Linked DNA regions of Homo sapiens: region 1 is linked to region 2. A link is an interaction called in ENCODE POLR2A ChIA-PET data of the cell type or tissue named here. Cell type or tissue: PC-9. All regions are shown on one strand. Links, peaks and the distances in the headings refer to the core of each region. The heading gives the core; the rest is flanking DNA.

Region 1 (5,380 bases), core at 55-5,054, 150 kb before region 2:
CTTGGAAACCATTTATCATTTTGAATGTTGCCTTTAAAATATTTTATGTAGGACCAGACCACATTTAGTTTAGGGCTAAATATCCCTACTACTGAAACAAGATTCTTCTGAGTACTCTACCCAGTGTCCCATGAAGCACGAGGCTTTCCAGTCTGGATAGGAAGAAGTCCTGTATGAGCACCAATCACTGGTCTAATTTCCTCTGACAATTCTTTCCCTGGGTTCAGGAAGCTTTTTCATATGCATGCACCAATCAGCATTGTGCTGAATACTTTAAGAGGATCATCCACAGTTCTCTGGATTTCTTTTTGTGCAGTTTTCTCATTTTAGTTACACTGTCCTGTGAATTTTAGCTATCTTGGACTTAGTGCACTCTAAGGTCTCTCTCTTCAACTGTGAGAGTCCACTGGGTTCCCTTCCCTATAGTGCAACCTAGAAACTCTCAAGCTGGAGCCAACATTGGGCTCAGGCCATTTGTTTTTCATTCATTGACTCTGTCGCCTGAAAACCACTGCTTCATATTTCTGTATTTTTTTTTTGTTTGTCATTTCAAGGGAAAAGTAAATCCACTGTTACTCTAACTTCACCAAAAGTATACGTCCTATATGGCTGCATTCAAGTTTGCTTTCTTTTTGTTCATTTCTATAATGTTCTAAAGTTTCCCTATACGGGCTGAGCATCCCTAATCTGAAAATCCAAAATGTGAAATGCTCCAAAATCTGAAGCTTTTAGAACACCAACATGATGCTCAAAGGAAATGCTCATTAAAGTATAATGCAAATATTCCAAAATCTGAAAAAATCCAAAATACTTTGGTCCCAAGCATTTAGGATAAGGTATACTCAATCTGTAATGTGTATAGGTATAGTTTTCCTTTTTCTTTTTTTTGTGATAGAGTCTCGCTCCCTCGCCCAGACTAAAGTGAAGTGGTGTGACCTTGGCTCACTGCAGCCTCCACCTCATGAGTTCAAACAATTCTTATACCTCAGCCTCCCAAGAAGCTGGGATTACAGGCACATGCCACCATGCCCAGCTAATTTTTATGTATTTTTAGTAGAAACAGGGTTTTGCCACGTTGCCCAGGCTGGTCTCAAACTCCTGGGCTCAAGCAACTCACCTGCCTCAGCCTCCCAAAGTGCTGGGATTACAGACCTTAGCCACTGCACCCAGCCTAGGTATGATTTTCTTTTTAAGTTTCTTGCTTGCCCAGGTGAAACCCCGTCTCTATTAAAAATACAAAAATCAGCCAGGCATGGTATGCCTGTAATCCTAGCTACCTGGGAGGCTGAGGCAGGGTAATCGCTTAAACCTGGGAGGCAGAGGTTACAGTGAGCCAAGATTGCACCACTGAACTCCAGCCTGGAAGACAGAGTGAGACTCTGTCTCCAAAAAAAAAAAAAAAAAGGTTTCTTGCTTGCAAGCCCGAGCTTCCTGGAACTAATGATAGGCATCTTCTGACATTTCTGGAAAATTCCTAATTATTATCACCTAAACTACTCCCTTGTCCCTGTTCTATCTGCTTCAGTTCATTTGTTGTTTTCAAGAAAACTATGTTGAGCACCTACTGTTGTCAGACACTGTCCTAAGGAACTCAGAAACAAAAATAACTAAATATGCCTTCTAGAACACTGCATATTGAAGTCTAGAAGGGAAGAGAAGGTAGACAGCCAGAATACAATGTGTTAGATTTTCTGATCAAAATATGTGGAAGTTGTTATGGGGGCACAGAGAAGGAGTATCCAACCCAGACTTGCTGAGAGGGTCAGGTAGAATATTTCTTAAAGAAGATACATGAGCTAAGACCTAGAGATAAGAGGTTACACAGTATTATTACTGCTGTTGTAACTTTAAAAAGAAAAAATTAAATAGCTAATTTACTAATACATTTTTAAAAGCCCTCTATTCATATCTATGTCTATGGGATATTTCAATAGAAATAACTGAAAAATTACAAATTCCCGAAGCTTATAAGTTTCTTAATTGTCTGCACTTCTCCAGCTTCACATCACATCATTTTCCCCCAGCTCTCTTTGTTCCAATCATACTAGACTTAAAGTTACTCATATGCCATGCCTTTTCCTGCCTAAAGACTTTTAATTCATGCTGCTTTTTGTGTAAAATGCTCTCCCACTTACCCTTCTAGGCCACTCACCTTTTTGCCATTTAAACTACTACTTCATTCAAAAGTCACTTTCTCAGAGAAACCTCCCCTGTTCTAGATCAAGTAAAATATCTTCATACACCTCCTTAGCACAATCTTCCCCCCCTAACAAGACTCATTATATTTAAATCTTTATTCAACGCATGCCCTCATCAATTCTTAGAAAATCTGAGGGCAGGAACCACAACTATCTTATTCACCACTGCCTAGAAGTAGCACACAAGAACTCAATAAACATCAGTTGGATGGACTAATTGTACCTAACAGCTCTAAACTTAGGAATCAACATTCTAAAGGATGAGCAAACCGGTCTCAACAAGGTTCCTTCCTGATTATCTCAGATAAGGAAGGCAACAATTGCTTCCAAAGCTATCACTTCAGTTACCAATATAAGATTGGACAAATATTTCATTTTTAGTTTCACAAATAAAAAATATTCAATATGGTTTTACAACTTGAAAAATAAATAAAAGTATTTTTTAAAAAGAACTTACCAAAATATTTTTCTTATGTCGTTTCTCCTTTATATGTTTATGAGCCCCCTGGATATTTTCAATGTGAATTAAGCAAAGTTTGCATAGATACCGACAATTGGTATATTCTGGTGATCGCTGAAGAGACAAATTTTAAAAATGCACTTTATTCAGAAAACAGAGGAGTAAACTATTGACTATATAAGTGAATAATACAATTATGTAAGTAGACAGAAATAAGCACTGAAGGTTTTTTCTTTATCCTTTCCTTCTTCTAAAGTAATAGTTTTTAATAAACTTATATACTGAAGAGATAGTAGTCCTTTTTCAAAATAGTTATCATAGGAGATTACATACTAACTTTAATACGATATCTAACAATATCATGGTAATGCTAAATTATGTTTAATATTCACCTACTATCATCTTTAGAATCCAATGTAAGAAAAGCAGTCGGGCTGAGTGTGGTGGCTATGCCTGTAATCCCAGCACTTTGGGAGGACGACGCTGGCAGATCACTTGAGCTCAGGAGTTGAAGACAAGACTGGACAACATGGAGAAACCCATTCTCTACTAAAAATACAAAATTTAGCCGTGCATGGTGGCGCAGGCTTGTAATCCCAGCTACTCTGGTGGCTGAGGTGGAAGAATTGTCTCAGCCTAGAAGGCAGAGTTTGCAGCAGCGAGCCGAGATCGCATCACTGCACTCAAGCCTGGGCAACAGAGCAAGACTTCGTATTAACAAAAAAAAAAAAAAAAAAAAAAAAGAAAAGTGGTCTTGCTATTTAGTCTTATTCCAATGTTGTCCCCAAAACTGATTTCAAATTTAACTTGCAGCCATTTTGATTACCATAAAAAAATAAAATCTGCCCTCGAATTGGGGATTTCAAAAGAATGGGCCACAAACATGTAAGAAATTTCAAAAGTTGAGTTCGAAAAACACTCCAATCACAGTATCATGGGGATAAATGAATAACCTCTTGAGGTCACAACTGAAGGGAATAACAATTCTAACACACTAAACTATCAGTCACAGAACGTCACTCATACTTCGTGTATGTATTCTCAAAATACTAATAAAACTTAGTAATTACTGAATACTTGTTATGTGCCAGGCACTATGCTAGGTGTTTAACATACAATTTGTCATTTTAATTCCCCTAATCATCTGATTAAATTGACATTATTTTCATCTTATAGATGTGAAAACAAAAGCCCATAGAACCTGCACCTTTTACAAGGATATAGCAAGTATTAAGTGGAAGACACTGAATTTAAATTCCTGTACACCTGAATCTGAAGTCAACATTCTACGCAGATTACACAATAAAAAATTACAAACACACAATAAATACATGTGGAATTTTAAAAGTTTCTAATGCCTTACACTGAAACTTTAGCAATGCTTAGTTTTTATTTCAGATTGATTTATGATATTCAACAGGCTTCAGCTTCTGACAAAAAGATTCTTTCACCTCAGAAAATTACATAATTTCTTTTAAATGAGAAACTTGCTCCAAATTTAGCAACAATCCTGCTACAGACTAAAAATAAATATAGCCATCCCTTATAGAGTATTAACCTTTCAACAACCCTATCAGAACTCCCCATTTTATTGGCAAACTAAATCTCAGGGATTAATTTGCCCAAGGCAACAAGTAAATAAGAAAAGTTGGCTCAATCTAGTTATTTCAATTCTCTAGCATAAAAATTCTGTCAAATCAGTTCCTACTGGAGAATGAATTAAGTCCTCAAAGAAAACGCTACCTCTTAGTTTCAAAACAACTACTTCTTTACTCATCAAATATATTGAGCTCATATTATACAGCAAACATTTTTCTAGGAGCTGGGGATAAGAGCAGTAAATAAAATAGAAATCCCTGTCTATATGAATTTACGTTACAGTGTAAGGAGACAGGTAATAAACAAATGCACAAATATGCCTGGGGTCGGGGGAGTTACTGCTTTTTAAAAGTAGAGACATCACTTAAGACCTTATTGATAAAGTAACTTTAAGGAAGTGAAGGATTAAGCTGTGTGGATATCTGAAAAGACACATTTCAAGCAGAGGGAAAAGTGAATGCCAAGGCCCTGAGGCAGGAAGGTACCTAAAATATTTGAGAAACTACAAAAAAGTTAGCATAACTGGGAACAGAGAGCTAATAGGGGACAGATCACAAAATCCCTTGTGAAGACTCTGGCTTTTATTCTAAGTATGAGGGAAAGCCATTGAAGGTTTATGAGCAGAGAATTACAAGATCTAATTTATATTTTAAAAGGATCATTTGCTTTCTATATTGAGAATAGAAGCAGGAAAGGCTATTGCAGTTAACAGCATAATTCAATAATCCAAAAAAGAGATTATGTTGGCTTAGTTCAAGGTGAGAGTGGTGAAGGTGGTAAAAAGAGTTGCTTTCAGGAGTTGAAAGCATACATACAGAATACCTAAAGCCCTGTGTACTGATGAGGTCACTAAGGAAGTCATGAAATCAATCATATAAACTTTTCAATTGTAAAATGTTAGCAGACCAAAGACAAGTCTACCAAGAAAATCTTGGTATTACACAGAATGGGGAGTCAGAAGGCATCAGAGGACATCTCAACTGACCTTGGATAAAGCTGTATCACTACAGCCTGATTCTATCTCCTTATTTATAATAGAAAACTGCCCCACCTGGTAAAAATAATTCAGTTCTACAAGTAGCTCATCTTTATTTCTTACTACATACCAGGACTTGTGCTAAAA
Region 2 (5,380 bases), core at 113-5,112:
AACCAGCAGGACCTGGCTTTGTGAAAGGGCCGAGGTAGAAGGTGTGAGAGATGACTCGAATTTTTGGCTTAAACACTTGATACATTTTTTTATCTAGAAAGACAGAAATGTTCAATTGTGTCAAATGCTCCTGATTAAAAAAAGAAAAAGGAAAAAAGAATCAGAGTCCTATAACTGGTAAAGTAAAATTTAAAATAAATAAATAATGTTAAATGTTCCTGATAAGGGAGATAAGGATTTAGAAGTGACTATGGGTTTAGTGACAAATAGTTTGAAGGTATAGTGGGGGCAGAACAAAGTAAGTTGCAGCTGAACAAGTCATGAATGGAAGGTAGAGAATAATAAGGCCAAGTGGACTTCCTTTCAAGCTTTGATTTAAGAGGAAGAGAGAAGATAAGTCACTCAGCAAAGAGAAGCATGGAATCTATTCTCAAAGCGAGAACAATCTATGTTTTAAAAATGTCCACCACTCTTCTCCATACTAGCTGTATGGTAATCCTGTGTTCTCATCTATAAAATGGATTTCTAATAGTACCTACCTCATAGGGTTATGGTGAAGGTCAAGTCTTCATAGCTCTTAACAATTGTTTCTTATCTGTTTCCTCCACCAAACTACAAGTTCATGAGCAACACTGACAGCTCTCAGTGCATAATGTGGTGTATTGTTAATAAATACATGTTAAACAAATGATGCTTCTAAGGCTCTGACCACAGTGCACTGCCCAAGGTAAGCACCAGAGAAGTCAGCTGGGGAGTGTGATCCTGTTGGGGAAGAAGAGAGCCACACACCCTCAGTTTGCTGTTTTCCAGGCCCTGAGGAGGTTTCTCCTGACTGCCAAGGTGTGAACACAGGCATGGCGGCAGAAGTGCCAAAAGTGAGCCCTCTCCAGCAGAGTTACTCCTGCTTGAACCCGCAGCTGGAGAGCAATGAGGGGCAGGCTGTGAACTCCAAACGCCTCCTCCATCATTGCTTCATGGCCACAGTGACCACCAGTGACATTCCAGGCAGCCCTGAGGAAGCCTCTGTACCCAACCCTGACCTATGTGGACCAGTCCCATAAACATTCAATAAATGTCTCCATACCATCCCCTTCTGGAGTCTCTTCAGTGAAAGGTGGGAGTGGGAAAGGACTTTAGAGCCTAGCATGATAAATGAGGGCTTCTCCCAGCAAAGATACCCAGCCCTGCTGTGGACCCTGCCATACTGTTCTGCTTGGCCTATTGTGGGCCAAAGAACTTTGACATGACTCCTAGGAAAAATGGTCAGTAACAACTCCATGCAATCGGGTGGAAGCCTGGGGCCTGTGAAGGCACAGAGGAGCCCCTCACCCAACTGGGAAGTCAGAGAACTCTGACATGGTTTTCCTGCCCCACAGTAGGTGTATTTAGGAGCCCCTGAGAAGATGATTAGCCCTCAGAGGGGGATGATCTCTGCCTCTTCAGCAGCTCTGCCTCACCCTGGAGTGCGCCATCCTGGAGTAAGCCCCTTGCAGAGGGACGGATAGAGAGGGAGTATGTTGTGCACAGGGCTCAGGCGTCATTCTATTTCTTAGGTAGATGAAGGAGTGAGTGCTAAGTGAGAGAATGAATAGGGGCAGGGCGCGGCAGTTCACGCCTGTAGTCCTAGAGCTTTGGGAGGACAAGGTGGATGGATCACTTGAGCCCACTTATTCAAGACCAGCTTGGGCAACACAGTGAGACCCAGACTCTACAAAAAATTTAAAAATTAGCCACATGTGGTGGCTTATACCTGTAGTTGCAGCTACTTGGGAGGCTGAAGCAGGAGAATCAGTTGAGCCCTGGAGGTCGAGGCTGCAGTGAGCTATGATCACACCACTGCACTCCAGCCTGGGCAAGACCTCATCACAAAAAAAGAAGAAGAATGAATGAATGAATGAATGGTTATCAGACTGAATACAGGCTCCAGAGGGTGGACTCTGCCACTGTGTGGCCTTGATAAAGTCCCTTGTCTTCCTGAGCCTCAGTCCCCTTGCTGGGTTATTGCAAGTGTTCAATGAGGTGATGGATTTGAACTCACTTCGTAAACATTAAATTACTAGAAGACTTTTTTTTTTTTTGAGACGGAGTTTTGCTCTGTCACTTAGGCTAGAGTGCAATGGCATGATCTCAGCTCAGTGCAACCTCCGCCTTCCGGGTTCAAGTGATCCTCCCACCTCAGCCTCCCAAGTAATTGGGACTACAGGTGTGTGCCACCATGCCTGGCTAATTTTTGTATTTTTAGTGGAGACGGGGTTTCACCATGTTGGCCAGGCTGGTCTTGAACTCCTGACCTCAAGTGATCCGCCTGCCTTGGCCTCCCAAAGTGCTGGGATTACAGATGTGAGCCACCACACCTGGCCTGTTAAAAGACTTTTTAAATGACCAATGGATGATAACATAGTATTCCTGCTAAAAGACTTTTTAAATTACAAATGGACAATAACAGTAAACTATGTAATACTGAACAACTCTGGAGCCAAATGCCTGGTTAAAATCCTGCCCCTGTCACTTACTTGCTAGGTAACCTCTGTGCCTCAGTCCTCTCATCTATATAAGCTGGAATCTTAGTAGTATCTTCTAATAGGGCTTGGGGAAGGACTAAATTACTAAGTCCATGCAAGTACATAGAAAAGTGTTGGCAAATGGAAAGCACTATGTGTTAGCTATTATTATTATTTTTAACATGTCTTATTATTAATCTGATCGCAAAGGAATCTTAGGGCAAGATGCTGACTGTCAGCCCTCCCTCCTGGCTGCTCTCCTAACTTTGGCGATGGCTTTTAGGCTTCGCCTTCGGAATGCAAGACAAGGACTGTGGAGACGCAGCTCAGCAGCCACCAAAAGCAGCTCTTGACATTTCAGACAGTGACATGACCTGCTGCTGGATTTGGCAACAGTGAAAGAGTCACTCTTAGATACCTGTGCCTGAGGCCAGCCAAAGGGTACATGATGGGGTGGCAAGACAGGGTGAGTCACCCACAGAAGTGTTCTAGGCTGGAAGTCAAGAGATTTTGGTTCTGGTCTTGCTTCATTTGTTGTTGTTGGTGGTGGTGGTGGTGGTGGTGTGTGTGTGTGTGTGTGTGCTCTTTTATTTCAGCATTTTTTTTTTGAGACAGTCTCATTCTGTCACCAGGCTGGAGTGCAGTGGAGATCATAGCTCACTGCAACCTCAAACTCCTGACACAAGCAATCCTTCTGCCTCAGCCTCCCAAGCAACTGTGACTACAGGTGCGTGCCACTGTGTCCAGCTAATTTTTAAATTTTTTTTTTATCGAGACGGGTGGTTGCTATGTTGCCTAGGCTAGCCTTGAACGTGTTGGGATTACAGGTGTGAGCCACTGCACCCAGCCTATTTTCAGCACTTAAAACCCAGCACCCTTGTCCATTTACTGCACACTTAGTGGTATCCATTCTATTCTAGGACCTGTGCAGGTTGCCACAAACAAGAGGAATCAGACAGTTCTCACCCTCAAGGGGCTCACATGGAGGACAAGGCAGGCACACAAATGGCCAGGAGGCCCAGTGGTGGCCCTTCATGGGGCTTTAGGGAGGAAGAAATGATGTCTGAGCTGAATCATCAAAGATGACTCAAAGTTTCCAGGTGAGACAGGAACAGAAAACATTATGGTCAGAATACAGCTTGTTCACAATAGTGAGAGCGAGCCAGTGTGGCCCAGGACCTGCAAGTTATTTGTTATAGAAAGAGCTTAGGGTACTTGTATATATGTGGTGGGGCTGGGTGATATTGGGATGTTTAGTCCCTGACGCTCTGTGCGACCCTTCACAGGACGAATTCCTTCTCTGTCCTTGGTATCCTCATCAGAAAAATCCAACTTTTCTCTGAACACTTTCAAGGGAGACTGGGAGGTTTCAGGAAAGAATCTGATAATGCCCTTGCCTTTAGGCTGCTAGCAGTCAGAAGGGGGAGATGCTGTGTGCATTCCAAACGCTAAAGTGGTCATCCGCGGCCTAAGGCAGTGGTTCTCAAACTCGAGGCTGCATCAGAATCAGCTGTGTGGAGGGCTTGTTAAAACACAGAATGCTGGCCTCCTACCCCAGTGTCTGACTCAGTAGGTCAGGAGTAAGTCCCCAGAATTTGCATTTCTAACAAATTCCAGGTGATGCTGATGATGCTGGTCTGAGACCACCCTTTGAGCACAACAGCCTCTGCAAGAACAAAAACAAGCTTTGAGGACTCCGAGCCAGAGAGATGTGGGGGAGACCGCACACTGAGCAAGGCCCTGAAGACCTGGTAGAATTTCCCCAACAGTTGGAGAAAGGGAATGTACATGCTGCTTTTGCTGACCTACACATCCTAGGCCTCATAAAGCCCCTCCCTGCCCCCCAACAGCTCCTCTCCTTTGAATTCAATCAAGGCTCAGAGCCGGCTGTCACTGGGGTTGGCTAGTCTGGGTCCTGCATTAGAAACAAACTGCCCACCCTGTGTGATAGGAGCCCCTCCCCCAGGGCAGCCGCAGTGGGAGGATGCTGGGTGGGCTGATACGCAGACAGAAATAGTCTGAGCTCACCGCTGTTCCCAAGCACACATCGACCGGCAATTATTTCTTGTAAATTGCTTTCCCGGTTATGTTCAGAACATGTGTGTGTGCCTGCCTGAGAACAAACACTCAGAGGGCACAGGGCGGAGGAGCTAGCTGGAGAGTGGGCTTCGGATGGAGGGGAGTGAATCTTCAGCCCAGAATTAGAGAATGTTGAATCTTGGAACTTGGAAACGTTAGAACATTCCACTCCCCTTTACAGCTATCCTGCTAGGTGTTTTTTTCTCAGACGTTCACATTTGTTTGTCCATTCAACATTGATTGACAATGATTTTCTGCCAGAATCTTGGCTAAATGAGGTCCCGATCCCTATCTTCAAGAAGCTCATTGCTACAGGCATTTACAAAAGATCCCTAATCTAGCCAAAGACTTTGGGAAGGCCTCCTGGAGTAAGCAATAACTGGATTAAGTTTAAAGGACCCACTGACAGGTGAAAGGAGGTTTCTGGTACAAGATGAGGAACAGCATTTAAGGCAGAAGGAACAGCATACATGAAGACCTATGGCTAAGAGAGACCATATGGTTCTTTCAGGTAACAATAAGTAGTTCAGTTTGGGTAGACACAAGGTGGGAATGGTGAAAGATGAAGCTGGAAGGGTAGACGAGCCAAGTCCTGAAGCCTTTGCCATATTAAGGGGCTTGGTCTTTATCCCGAGGGCAAAAGGGAGCCACAGGAAAGGGTTTCAAGCATGGAAAGGAACTCGACAACACCTTTTGTGAGCACTTGCTTCCTGTTCTCTGTAACATTGAAGTGAAATTTGCCATTCAGGATCTCTGCCTTTGGGGCCCTTTGGTTGCAGATCCTTCAGAAGTCTAAAGGA

The links. Peaks named below come from ENCODE experiments on the same cell type or tissue, not always from the same donor. Only the 100,000 strongest peaks of a DNase experiment are listed, where the experiment ranks them.
Region 1: POLR2A ChIA-PET joins it to region 2 with 6 read pairs; 7 of 35 experiments call an interaction of 5 or more read pairs at or near these places.

The regions. Positions count from the first base shown.
Region 1 is chr1:52,506,941-52,512,320 of GRCh38, forward strand. TUT4 (terminal uridylyl transferase 4) reads right to left here. Exons shown (of 30, transcript NM_001009881.3): 4 at 2,656-2,772. Among named protein-coding and RNA genes, the nearest start is that of TUT4, 43 kb to the right of the region's middle. In PC-9, for the core only: no CTCF peak of the experiment used is centred there; no DNase peak of the experiment used is centred there.
Region 2 is chr1:52,655,980-52,661,359 of GRCh38, forward strand. SHISAL2A (shisa like 2A) reads left to right here. Exons shown (of 3, transcript NM_001042693.3): 3 at 811-1,086. The coding sequence ends at 1,061. Among named protein-coding and RNA genes, the nearest start is that of SHISAL2A, 26 kb to the left of the region's middle. In PC-9, for the core only: no CTCF peak of the experiment used is centred there; DNase peaks (open chromatin) are centred at 2,942, 3,582 and 4,012; H3K27ac peaks cover 1,623 bases.